2 separate regions of the Mus musculus genome follow, and region 1 is linked to region 2. A link is a contact called in ENCODE Hi-C or POLR2A ChIA-PET data. All regions are on one chromosome and are shown on one strand. The core of a region is the stretch at or near the end of the contact, and the rest is flanking DNA. Distances in the headings are between cores, read along the strand shown. Region 1 holds the start of Pafah1b1 (platelet-activating factor acetylhydrolase, isoform 1b, subunit 1). Region 2 overlaps Pafah1b1 (platelet-activating factor acetylhydrolase, isoform 1b, subunit 1).

Region 1 (6,992 bases), core at 3,955-6,454, 49 kb after region 2:
TGTAGACCAGGCAGGCTGGCCTCAAATTCTGAGATCCACCTGCCTCTGCCTCCCAACTCTTGGATCAAAAGCTTATGATACCACAAGGCTTAGTTTTATTTTAAATACACTTATCAACCAAAAAAGTAATGATTATATTGCACAAGACAAAAAACAGTAAAAAAGAATTTTCACTTCAAATGATTCCTTCTAAAGTCTATAAAAGTAGGCTACCAGTCATTATAAAATACTTTTATAACAGACTTCTATTAGAAGCAATTAAAAATTCTGTCCAGGGCTAGTTCAGTGATGGGTAACACCCAAGAGGCAAGCCTGAGTTCCATCCCCAGCACCCCACCCCAGTCTCTTCATAGGACCACAAGCTAGTGCAGCCATACAACCAACTAAGTATGCAAGCTAACTTCTTAAGTTTTGGGGCAAAAAACAAAACAAACAACCAAAAAAAAAAAAAAAAACCCTATATCACAGCCTTAGAACTGAACATTCGATTTGTATTGTATTTTGCTTTGGGCTTGTTTTTTATTTTTATTTAGTTTTTGGTTTTGTTTTGGGGGTTCAAGGGAAAGGCATATTTTTGTTTGTTTGAAGCAGGTTGGCTTGGACCTCACAAAGATCCACCTCTGCCTCCTGGGTACTGGAAGGGGCTTGTTTAAAATGGGCAATATGGCTCAGAAAGTAAAGGTGCTTGCTTGCAAGCCTGTCCAACCTGAGTTTGAACTTTGAGATTCAAGAGTGGAAAGAGTACCCCTAAATTTGTACCCTGACCTAATTCACACAAAGAACACACACACACACACACAAATATAAGTAATGTAAAATAATATTAGTCTGGAGGGAGAGTTCAGTGGTTAAGAGCATTTACTGTTCTCACAGAGGACCAGAGTTTAGTCCCAGCAACCATGATCACAACCACCTGTCTTCAGAGGATCCAATATGTGCACTGTACTCACACTTACAACTAGCCACACACACTCATGTACTCCAACTAGAAAGTGCTACCTTAGTAATGACATGGTCTACAATTACTATAGTTCACTTACTGAGATGACAATTGTGAATAATAATATGAACCATATACAAACAAAAAGGTCCCTTTTTCCTACATACTTAAAATACAAGCATTAAGTCATTTACACCCATGCACATCCAGATATCCAGATAGCTTCGCATATAATCTAAGAGCCAGCAACATTTACTTTCCCTTTTTACCATTATGTGTATGTGTCAGTCAGAGGACAAATTGTGGGGCTTGGATCTGTCCACCATGTGGACACTGGGGATCAAACTCATACTGATAAGCTTAGCAGCAAGTGGTAAATAAACCATCTCACCAGCCCCACTTTCCTTTTCTTAAATAAAACAGACCTGTAACGTGGATGTTCTAAACTAGAAAACCAACAATTATAAGATACTGAGTTTTCATTCCCAGAAACAAATCCTTTCATAATATGGATATTTTATTCAGAAAGTTATGTATATAACAGGGCTTAAAAATATACACTACTAAAAGTGTGGTATGTTGACACACATCTGCTTTACAGCACTCAGGCGGCCTCTAAGGTAGAAAAAAGGCAGTTAGAGGACTGCTTAGGATACATAAGGAGAGAGAATTAAGCCAGGCAAGAGTGTCTGTAACTATCAAGAGCTCAAGGTCAGGACTAGCTCCACAGCAAATTCAAGGACAGCCTGGGCTATACATAACAATAAGACATCATCTCAAAAGGAGCAAGAGAGAGAGGTGGTGAAACCACTCAGTGGATAAAGATGTGTGCCACTAAATCTGACTTGATTGAGTCCAATCCACAGGACCTACATGGTGACAGGAAAGCTGTAATCCTTGTAAGTTGATGCACAAACACATAAAAATGAACAAGTGAAAAAAAAAAAAAAAAGAAATTCAAACAGACTTCATTAAACTTTTAAAAATATAGAATTGTGGGCCGGGCGCACGCCTTTAGTCCCAGCACTTGGAGGGGCAGAGGCAGGCGGATTTCTGAGTTCCAGGCCAGTCTGGTCTACAAAGTGAGTTCCAGGACAGCCAGGGATACACAGAGAAACCCTGCCTCCAAAAAAAAAAAAAAAAAATTGTGATTTTTAAAATTGATTCCATCAAATTAAGTAAGATTCAGAGAAAGTACCAGGAATGAAAGCACATTTGTACTCTCCATCAAATTATCAGTAAGCTCCTGGGTGGCCGTGGGCTTGGGGTGGAGGCTCACCACTCTTAACTAGGAAGAGTAGGGCTAAAGATATTTGAGACACAATATAGTAATGTTCTCATCCATCACCATAATAGCCTTTCTACTTCATAATGGACATGGAAAAATAGCAAAAAATGTAAATACAAAGTTACAACACTCATAAGGTTCATTAGAATTACATTGTCATATTTACAATTCTTTACAAGAAACTAAAGTGAGCTATGCTCTTTATCACAGAAAAGGTCCTATGCAAGAAGCAACACAAGAGAAAAGGTCTATTTAAAGAGCTCTTAATACAAAATAACCACTGTCTATTTTCTCATCTTTGATGTTCATCAAGAGAAAAAAAAAAAACTATTTTAGTGAAAACTAGTATTCTTAACTAGATTTTTTTTTTCACTATACCATGCTTTTTGTAGCCAAATATCCCTAGCATTCATTAATTTAACACCCATTTGGCTAGAATAATTAAAAAAAAAAAACTAGCCAGAGCATATGTGGAGTTTTTTTAATACATGCACACACATGGACAGTAAGTACTTGTTTCAGAGCAAGGATACTGCCTTTATTCCAATTACTCAATGCCCTTCTTGAAGAAGAAAAAAAAAAGGTAGAAAAACTGAGATTCTAAGATCCACTATAGAGAAATGCCTTAATTGTCCCTACAATTAATACTGAATAACCTTACAATCATTAAGGATGAGAAAAAAACCCAGTGAAAGGGCAACTGAGCATTTCACAGCTTTGCTGGCGCACCCTTACTCCACCCAGTCCTCTCGGCTCAATGGCTGCTTATAGCAGCCACAAATATTAGCCCATTTTTAAGGGGGTGGGAGGATGTACCAAAACAGGGTATGCTCTGTCAAAACCAACATATGCACAAATATTTTGCGAAAAAACTGGTTTCCTTTCTGACTCTTAAAATTATATATACCAGCAGCTTTAAATATATTACAGAAAATCCTTCCCTCTGAAATCAAACAATGATCTTTTAAATAGACCGTGAAGGAGTAAATTACTCTAAATTCATATTCTGTGTTAATAAAAAAACACAATTTGTAACTGCCAATTATTTGCACAACTATGTCCTGAAAGACACATATTAGAAATAAAAGCTTGCTAAAGCCTTAATACCAAATCAAATTTTAAAGTTAAAGCTTTTAATGTAAATTCAGCATAGTATTACTAGCATATCCAACTAAGAATATTCCTAATTAAGGGATTGAATCCTGCAGCAATCAAGCTCTACTGCAGGGGGAAACACAGCAAACAACTGCTGTGGCAAAATGAAGAGAGAAGACAATATTACTGGCATGAGGCCCAAACAAAGTCTCCACCATCCCACCCCCAGAAAAGAAATTTCACACAAAACAAGCCAACCCAACAAAAAGAGAATTGCTAAAATGACCTTTATGTTACTGGATCTTTTAAAGGTTGTGAATCTTTAGGAGGGTGTGTTTGAAATTAAAGGTAAGAAAAGCAGTAATTTTATTTTCTCCCAATTGTCTCTTAAAGGGGGGGGGGGGTGAGGAGGAGGTATCCTTGACATGACATCGCCCATTGAGAATGAGACCACAAATCTGGTACTCTTCAAAGGCACAATTTCTTAGCCAAAAATACTGATAGGAATTACACCCAAACCCAACCTCAACAGAAAATTTCCTGCGCTCCTCCCAAGGAGTTTCTTGCTAAGTCACTGGAAAAAGCAGGCAGGATAACAAATAAAGCCAGGCACCTTGCTTTCTCCTATCTCAAGACTGAAATTCTTTCCTCTTGGGAGACGAAATCAGCCCACCGTCTCAAAAAAACATTTTCTCACCTGGGAGGCTAGAGAGGGTAAATAGTCACAGCGTTTCCTAATGGAGTGGAGAGATGGGATGAAGGGAATGATCGAGAACCTGGGAGCTCAGTGTTAGCAACGTCAAAAGACAACTCCCGTGCGAGGAGTCAGTAGCAAAAAGGAAAATCCTGCCCGATTCGGTGGGTGGATGCTGCAGATCTTTACTGAATGCAGAGGCTGGACCACCACCGCACCGGGGGGCCGAGGGCCTGAGCGGCGGGCCATCCTCCCCGGGTCCACCCTCAACCTAAGGACAAGCGGAGAACCCGACGCCTGGAAGGCCTGGTAGCTGCTGGAGCCCCGGCGGCGAGTCGCCAGCCAAGGAGGGGTGGGGACTGCGGGTTCGCTTCCGCGGCCCAGGAGGGCTGAGCCCTTTCCCCAAGATCAGAGAGCGACCTGCTATCCACGCCCTTCCCACCCAAGAATACTTTTCTTGCTAAGTCACGGCGGCAGGAGGGCGATGCCGCCCGAGAGGCCACGGCTTGAACCCTCAGCAGCCTGAGTAGCCCACTGCCAGGGTCGGAGGAACCGGAGCCAGGGCAGCGCCCTCCCAGGCCAGGGCCCCCTCCTCGGTGCCTCTCACTCAACGGCCGTCGCGGCCGCCATTTTGAGAGCGAGGAGAGGAGAAGAAGAAGGAGGAGGCAGCGGCGGCAGGGGGAGGGGAGAATGGGAGGGAGGGGACCGGCGCAGCCACATCGTCAGGCCGCCGGCCCGGCCCGCAGCCACCCGAGCGCGATGGAAGAGACAGAGGGGAGGGCGCAGAGCGTCGCCGCCTTACCGGAGCGCTGCACCACCGCCTCCGCAGGGCCTCTTCCGTCCTTCACTCCCATCCACCAGCGGGGGAGGGGGAGGGAGAGGGAAGGGAGGAAGGAGGGAGGGAGGGAGGGAGGGGGAGGATGGCGCGCTGGGCCCGGTCCCGGGGAGGGGGAGGGGAGGGCCGCGGGCGGGCTCCTCGGCCGTTCCGGGGCTCGAGCCCTAGCCCAGCGTTCGCTCGTCCTCTCGCTCGCGCCTGAGCGCTCCCCTCCGGGTCCTCCTCGCTCCCTGGACTCTCGGCTCGCTGCTCCTTCGCTCCCTCACTCGCTATCTCGGCCGCCGGACTCCGCCGCCGCCCCGCCGCTCCAGCTCCGTCTGTCACAGGAGCTGCCCCAACGCCCTGACGTCACCGCGCCGCCGCCGCCCCAGACCCGCCAGGAAGAGGGAGGGGAGCGGAGGGCCCGCGGCGCATGCGCGGGCCGGGCCTGGGCCTGGGCCTGGGCCTGGGCCGCGCGCCCTTCCGCAGGGTGAGCTGGCGGCTGTACCCGAGCCGACCGGCGAGCTTGCGTCCCGTCCGCGGCTTTTCTCGCTTCTGCCCCCTGATCCCTTGGGAAGCTTCCCTTTTGCTCTAAACTGCCTGACGGCTGGCGTCCATCACGACTCTTGCTCTGCCTCAGCGGTCACTGCGCTGTCCCGGCGGACCGCGGGTACCCGGTGCACTGGCATTTCGGCCCCTGCTGGCTAGAGCAGGAGCCAAGCCAGGATGCTTCCTTTCTGCCTTAGCCTGTGGGATTATTCCCCATCCCCCACCTACCCACCCACCCAAAAGGACCAAAGTAAATTGGTGGGCTTGGGCAGAAGAGCTGTTGAGGTTAAAAGGCAGATGGATTGCCTTGTGTTCCTTTCTGGTACAGATTTTTAATCGGAAGGAATCGCCTGTAGATGTGATTCAGCTATTCTTTTCCTTAGTCACATGTATTCATCAGAGATTCTGGAAACTGAAATCCACAGAAAGACCTGGAACTTTATTCTCTACAAGACATGTCTGTGTTTTATTATATTATGAATTGTATATTGATGACAAATCTGGGGGGATTTGATGTCAATTTATTCCACAAAGAGACACTTGATTTTTGAAAGGGAAGGTTTGGGGCTCTGAATTATTCAATATAGGATATTTAAGTATTGAATGAGATTACTTCATTATCCACTTGTGTTTTCCAGCACTGAGGCTTAACTGATTCTATTGCGTCCCTCGATGAAGGTAAATACTGTAAAAATCACTTGGGAAGCTGCAGAGTTAATGTCTCCAGTATGAATCCTGGTGTCACCACTGGGAATGTGACCTTGACTAAATTATCATATCTCTTTTTGGCCTCAGTATCAGTATAAAATAAACCCAGTAGCCAAACAAAGTGGCACATGGCACGTAGCCCAAGCTACTCAGGAGGCAGGAGACCAGCAAGAGCCCAGAAGTTCTCTGCAAGCCTCAGGAGCATCCTTTTTATAAAAAACAAAAAACAATGATGATAGTAATAAACAAGCTAGGGTGACTCACATCTGTAATGCTAACACTGAGGAGACGGAGGCAGGAGACTTGCCACGAGTTTGAAGCCAGCATGGTGTATATAGTAAGACCCTATCTTAAAATAATGATTTAAAGCTGGACATGGTGTTTTAATATCAGCACTTTGGAGGCAGAGACAGGTGGATCTTTCCAAGTTCAAGAGCCTTCTCTACCCAGTGAATTCCAGGACAGACAACTACATAGAGAAACCCTGTCTCCAAGAATAAATAATAATGGAGCAAACCTTGGGTGGAAGGAAGCACACATCCCTTATTCCAGCATGGAATGGCTGAAGAATGAGGATCACAAGTTTAAGGGCTACCTGGAAAACTCAAATGTTTTTAAATTTATCACTTTTAAAAGGGTGAAGAGACAGCTCAGTAGGAGAGTACTTGCTGAGAGAAAGAAAAGAAAACATTATAGAATTGACATAGCTGTGAGGCTTTGTGAGATTAGATGTTGCATGGGTTAAGGCCTGAGGTTTGATGTGTAACTCATGTAACCATTACTATCTAGTACCAAAGCCAGGCTCTTTGTATTGGGATGGGCTATCTTTATCCCTAGAAATTTTTTTAAAAAACATAAACCAATGACCTTAAGGGATTAGTTCTTTTTTTTTTTTTCTTCATCA
Region 2 (6,419 bases), core at 2,863-5,362:
GATTCAAAAGTCCTAGTTACATTTTATGACTTTATGAAAAATACCAGCCCTAATTTGTGATCCTTTTTTCCTAAGCCAGTGGGAGAAAGATGTTTCTGATCTTGATACTAAGTAACATCCGTTAAGTACTTACCAATGATTTTGACCATTTAAGCCTACTGTGTATGTTCCCTTTATAATTTGGTGATTTGAAGCAAGGTCTCTTAGAGCCAAGACTGGCCTCAAAATCCCTTTTAAGCTGAGTGTGACTTTGAGTTCCTGGTTACCGGTGTGCACATGACACCTGGTTCATTTTGTCGTAAATGTGTTTGTTGACTTGTTGGACTCCCCACTTCTGGAAAGGGACATCACACAAAGTTGAGGCTGCTCTGCATGAGCTTAATAGTTTAATCAGATGCTTACAAGTCACCCTAGAAGCCCATTTTTCTTGGTTGGTTCCCTTAAGCATATTAGTGTTATTAAATTCCTTTGTAAAATATTGTGGGGTGCGAGAAAGGGCTCAGATGTTAAGAACTTTGGCTGTTCTCCAGAACAACCCAACGACCCAGGTTTAGTTGCCAGCTCCCATATGGGAGTTTACAATGGTTCATAACTCCAGTTAAAGGGATCTTCTGCCCGCTAGATACTAGGGACATACATAGTACACATATGTACACACGTGCAGGCAAAATACCCGAACATGTAAAGATCTTAAAAATTATGTGTAGATATGAGTGCAGGTAGCGTGTATATGAACCCAGAACATGACTTGAGAGATGATTCTTTCCACAGTGGGTTCTGGGATGGAATTCAGACTGTGAATTTAGGGCTTGTGCAGCAAGCACTTCTATCTGCTTAGACATCTCACTAGCCAATTAGATCTTTTGACAACTCAACAGGAAACTCAGTTGAGGGCCACAGGACAACCTGAGGAATCCCTATATATTCTATGGCTGAGAAGTATCCTGAAGTGGCTCAGAGCAGCTTTAATGCAAGAAGGTATTCAACTGTTGGGGCTATTAACTGATGCCGCTGACAGTTATCAGGAAGCTGGAAGTGGTGGTATATGCTGAGGCAGGGCTATTGATGGAATTCAAGGATAGCCTGAGCTAGATACTGACCCGGTTTCAAGACTCCCAAAATGAAGGGCTATCTTACTGGCCTCTTCATACTGAGGAACTAATATAAAGTAGCCAAGTATGGTGGATGCCTTTTAGTCCCAGCACTTGGGAAGCAGACAGGTGGATCTCTGTGAGTTCCAGGCCAACCAGAGCTTACATAGTGAGACCCTGCATTTAAAATAAATAAATTTCCAACTACTGTCAGTGAAATGGTTCAGTAGAAAAAGGTACTTATTGTCAAATCTGACTCCACTTTCAATGGTAGAACGCATTCCCAAATAATCTCTGGCCTTACACTGTAGCATAAACACATGCACATAGTAATTTTAAAATTTAAAAACCAACTACTCTTTTTTTTTTTTTTTTTTGTCTTTCAAGACAGGGTTTCTCTGTGTAGCCCTGGCTGTCCTGGAACTCACATTGTAGACCAGGCTGGCCTCGAACTCGGAAATCCTCCTGTCTCTGCCTTCCAAGTGCTGGGATTAAAGGTGTGTGCCACGACAACCGGCCCAAAAGCCAACTATTTTCAGTGTTCATTGAGATGAGTGGGCAGTGACCACATGGGAAAGCAAAGACTGGGAATGTGGCTCCCTGATAGAAACCCCCCCTCCCCGACCCTGCCAGCACAGGAAGGGGTCAAAGGAGTATATATGTGTGGGGAGAAGGGGTTTGAATTCCAAGTCCTGCTCTGAGACATTTGACCTGGAGACACTTATCTTCAGCCTTGTTAGGCTAATCTGGAGGACATGTTCAAAAGGCTGCCTGTACTGGCTATTAGTATGTCTTGAGGTGGGGGGCTAGAATATACATGTCTAACGAGGATATGTTGACTCAGAAGCAGAAAATTGCTGCTAGCAGTTGAATTCATGTCTGCACAAGTTCTCACCAGACTAACCAGGAAGGAAGGATGCAGCCGGCATCCTGCACAGAGCTATCTCCCTGCCTTCAGGACAGAGGCCAACATGTGATCCACAACCAGTTTCCAAATTCACAACAGGATATGATATTTAAGTTAGAACTCCACCAGAGGGAAATCGGTCAGGTCTAGTAGAAAAACTGGCCAAGTACAGCCCTGCTTCTTTTGGTTGGGAAGACACCTTCCAACAGGAGGCACCAGCACGAGACAGAGCACCTAGAACAAAGTGAAGACTTACTCTGGTATATTTCATAAAACCTGACATTAAGGATGTTTATCTCCAAGGTAAGAGATGATAAATACAAAATGGGCAGGGCCCTCATCTCTGGAATTGAGTCTGTATCTCTAAGAGACAGTAAGTGTGCTTAGCTGTGCAGTGCAGTCAGTAGTTCTAGTTAGGCTCAAGCCTATGGCTACGAGAGACCTACCTACATGCTGCTCCCTCCAGATAAGGGGTAGACAACAGCAAAAGGCAGTGGTAGCACAGCTCTGTTGCTTATGGCCAACTAACATTCTTTCTGTTGCTGGTGCCCAAGTCTCACTTCCTGCCAAGATCAACACAACCTCACCCCCAATGACCATTGAAAAAAACCCCACCAGATCTAGTTTTATAGGCATTTAATAGTTTACCAATTGGTACAATAAGATTTTTAATATGCAGAAAACATGGATAAATTTTGTTTTACACAGTCTGAGAGCAACAAATCTTACTGTAAAACACAAGAGCAATATTATATACATTCCTTTACTGATTTTTAAAATTTTGTCGATATCTTCGGTGAACTCTTAACAATCTGGGAACTGTTTTCTCCAATGACCACCTCTGCAACGTTCATATGAAATCAATGTTTGCCTTCATGTCAGTGTCAGGACCGGCTTCTAACTCGTAGAGTTTGTGTTTATTTCTAACGTCTTCAGAGTGAGCTTTGGGGATGCCTGAAGGATAAGCAGGCAAGAAAGCAGCTACTTACATGATACAGTGAAAGGATAAAAAGGCCCGTCCAGTCGTGACTTGTGAGTCCAGCTTACCCCATCCCACCCAACCCAGCCCACTGGAAAAAACCCAAAACCTTTCTTGCAATTTTGCCCATGTTGCTTGTCTACCATGACATTCCTTTTTGCACCATCTAGATTAATCAACACACTGGGTTTATATACAGCTGGACAGGAAGAGTAACCTTTTCAAGTGCCTTTTCCTTCTATTTCAACTTGTTGCTTAAGGATTATCAAGCCACCACTGTCAACAAACAAAATGTCCTTATTTTTAAATAGTTTTTTTCTTTTAAATTAAAAAACAAACAACAAAAAAATAAACTTTAGTGAGTGGTATTATCTGGAAGTTCACAAAGAACAGAAAGAGGCAAACAGGAGACTGGGCTTGGTGAGCCTAAAGCCAAAGCTTCCAAAGGACTAATAGTGCATCACGGCCCGGGACGGCTTGCTAATACTAGTGATTGTGGGTAGTGCTCTGAGCACACCATTGGTCACACCACATGCAGACAGAACAGGACGGTCTTAGTCTCCTAAAGTGCAAGATGTCATGTGAAAAGCAACTATTCTTCAGGTCATGTCTACACAAACCAACCTGCAGCTTGCACTCTCCATGCGGTTAGGACTTCTTGGGCACGCTGTGCTATAGGTGGCACTGGAATGTCTGTTTACACACACAATCAACAACCATCCGAGTACACAATTCTATCAGCTTTTTATTTAGTAAGCAGCCAATCTGACTCAAGAAAGTAACAAAGCAGCAGTGAACCGCTAACCAATTCATAAAGTCCTCTACTTACAACCCAAACCAGTAACTTTATCATTGTCCTTATCCCAGGCAAGGCACAGGGTTAGACAGCAGACAGAGAAAACAGTAACATAAGAGTAAGGGCATCAACAGGGCAGTGTCAAACAACAGTGTGAGAAACCTTTGCAAATCCGATGCCAGATGTGGATGTTGCCCCGCCACCCTTCATTATTCAAACAGGGCTCGTTAAGTTTGGATCCAGCTGTGGACCATCCCTGAGATTCAATGTTTTCTGCTGCTTAAATGGATGATGTCTGGTAACTCAGCTAAGCAGCAGGCTGTGGCATTCTCCCAAGTAAGGACAGCTTTGTTACAGAGCACTCTCTCCTCCGTTGTCAGTGAGTCACTGCTGCAGGGGAGGAAACCCAGCAGCTTTGCTCCTCTACATTGGTACCATTCTTTATTGTTTCTATGAATGATGTCTAGATGTTGTGGCTTACCCTTAAACAATTCATGTTGCTACATGCTAAAACTGAATTAAAAAACAAGACATTTTAACACATACAAACAAATGTTAAGATGCACCATTTCTATGTATTTATATTCTTGAAATAGGACAGGAAATAGCAGCAAATGAGAACGAAGGTATTTTCTATAGCTTTTGGAGAAAAATCCAGTCAGAACAGCTAGGAGAAAAAGACTTCTTAATGTAAGCAGGGCTGTGAGGCAATGTTGTCCTAAAAGCCAACCTACAGTGTTGTTTATGGGAGTCACGATGGAGTTTTTGTCCTCAAAAATAACCACTTAATTCTCAAAACACTTTTCCTTTCTAGAGAAATCTCTGAGGAATATTAAGAACAAACAAGTGAACAAACAAAAGCACACAAGCTAGACAGTGAGCTTCTGTCAGAGCCTAATCTCTTGTGTATATCTACAGGACATTAATTCTCACCCTTTGTCCTTTCAGGAACCAAATTTCCATTCAATACTTAAAGGGATTTTTAAAAAATCTATTATACAAACGAATAAAATGCAGTCCAGAAAAAAAAAATTATCATTGTTAGACTGTCACTGTTATGTCATTGTTTCTGTTAACCTTTCAAATTGATTTTCTTAAAAAGAAAAAAAAGTTGATTAGCTAGGTGATAAATTCTTTATTAAAAATTGACAATGGAATAGTGTTCCAAAAGTCATGGGCAAAATTCTCTTAAACCTACTGTAGAAACTCTGGATCAAAATATACAGCCTATGAGGAATGCGTAACATGGTGACTGGCCACATTAGAGGGGAGAACAAAGGAAGTGACTTTCTCTTAGAAAAGCTCCTCAGAGTCAGAAACAGCAGAAGAGTTTAGCATGGCTGTGGTTGGTGTTCCCCAGCAAGATTTACTCTATGCGTAAGTTTTAGCACTTCTTCAAAAACTTAAGACCCAACAACATGGAGGTTATATGTGTGTGATATACATATATAGACATATCCACTTACAGATAGGCCCATATACTTATAAACATTTACATATAAACAAAACATGAGAAAAAAAAAACCCAGTATATTCTATGCACGCTTCATTACACCCTGTCACTTTTTTTTATAGCTTGTAAGTGAAACAGTTCGAATTGTTATCAGGGTCATGTTGGAAACTGTTCCTTCCACTCCTTTAAAATGCGCACCCAGCTTTGTCAGCATTCATAATTCTGACATGCACATTGCACATCCCTAAAAACATCATAAACACATAGTGATCTGTACCATAACACTCAATGGGAAGATCAAATTCTACTGGGGAGTCACATCACTACACAGTCCAACAGTCTGGAGAATACAACTCGCATGTCTAGTGTGAAGAGAAGCCTAAAGTAGGACAGTGCTTCCTGACCTGTTTACAAAGCAGTAAGACCCAAATGAAAAAGGATTCACTATTAGCTGCTGAGATTTTTCTTGAGAATTACGATCATTTTCTTACATAAATAAACCACTAGCCTTTGCTTGATAGGCTGCCAAAACAAACATATCCTATTGATTTGGCAAAGGGGTCATGACAAAAACTTCATGTGTAATCCCCATTACACAGATGGAGCAAAGATTCTGAATTGCAGTCTTATTATCTAACACCCTTAAAGATTTAGTAAGCACACTTAAGTGATGTTACATAGATACACATTTCAGAAAAAGCCCTAATAACCACCACTTTCCCCAAAATGAGGCCATCAAGTCAGGCACCAACAGATAGCAGGAAGAAAAACAGTAATTAATAATCCAACATAAAATGACACTGTCAACTATTCAGTTTAGTGCCCTAGTTCAATTTATTTAACTTCTGCCCTTGTAGGCCTGGTGTGACCAATGCCAGCCCAGGTTTTTAAACCCTATGGTACTTCTAGACAACATATGTAAATTTACAGTATACAATTTGGATTCACCATGCATGAATACTTTGTGTGTAACATTTAATAAGTTCAATCTACATCCAGAATAATTTACATGAAAGGACAATATTTATTTAAACAGAGCTCAAATGGGGTAACCATGGTATCATCAGAGTGCATCCAGAGGAAAAAAGGGAGGAAGAACCAAATGTGACTCAATCAACGGCACTCCCACACCTTTACTGTTTGATCTACACTGCCAGTAACCACATAGGGTGCCGTCTTATGGAAATCTGAAA

The links. Hi-C counts contacts between places; a loop is a spot of excess contacts on that map. ChIA-PET counts read pairs that join two places held with the same protein, here RNA polymerase II (POLR2A).
Region 1: a map of left cerebral cortex shows a loop between it and region 2 (2.0-fold over the local background). The contact joins the promoter of Pafah1b1 here to the enhancer-like site in region 2. A Hi-C loop is called at or near these places in 4 of 37 maps with a recorded cell type or tissue (adrenal gland, heart, left cerebral cortex and 1 more). POLR2A ChIA-PET finds 5 or more read pairs at or near these places in 2 of 5 experiments (Patski and embryonic stem cell).

What each region holds. Positions count from the first base shown.
Region 1 is chr11:74,719,180-74,726,171 of GRCm38, forward strand. It overlaps Pafah1b1 (platelet-activating factor acetylhydrolase, isoform 1b, subunit 1), which reads right to left and starts at 5,205. Exons shown (of 11, transcript NM_013625.4): 1 at 4,820-5,205.
Region 2 is chr11:74,671,330-74,677,748 of GRCm38, forward strand. Pafah1b1 (platelet-activating factor acetylhydrolase, isoform 1b, subunit 1) reads right to left here. Exons shown (of 11, transcript NM_013625.4): 11 at 2,620-6,413. The coding sequence ends at 6,340. Among named protein-coding and RNA genes, the nearest start is that of Cluh, 25 kb to the left of the region's middle. Within about 2 kb of position 4,113, at least 1 of the 3 ENCODE cell types and tissues checked has a DNase peak (open chromatin) inside an H3K27ac peak, as active enhancers do; it is left cerebral cortex, where a contact is called at or near this core.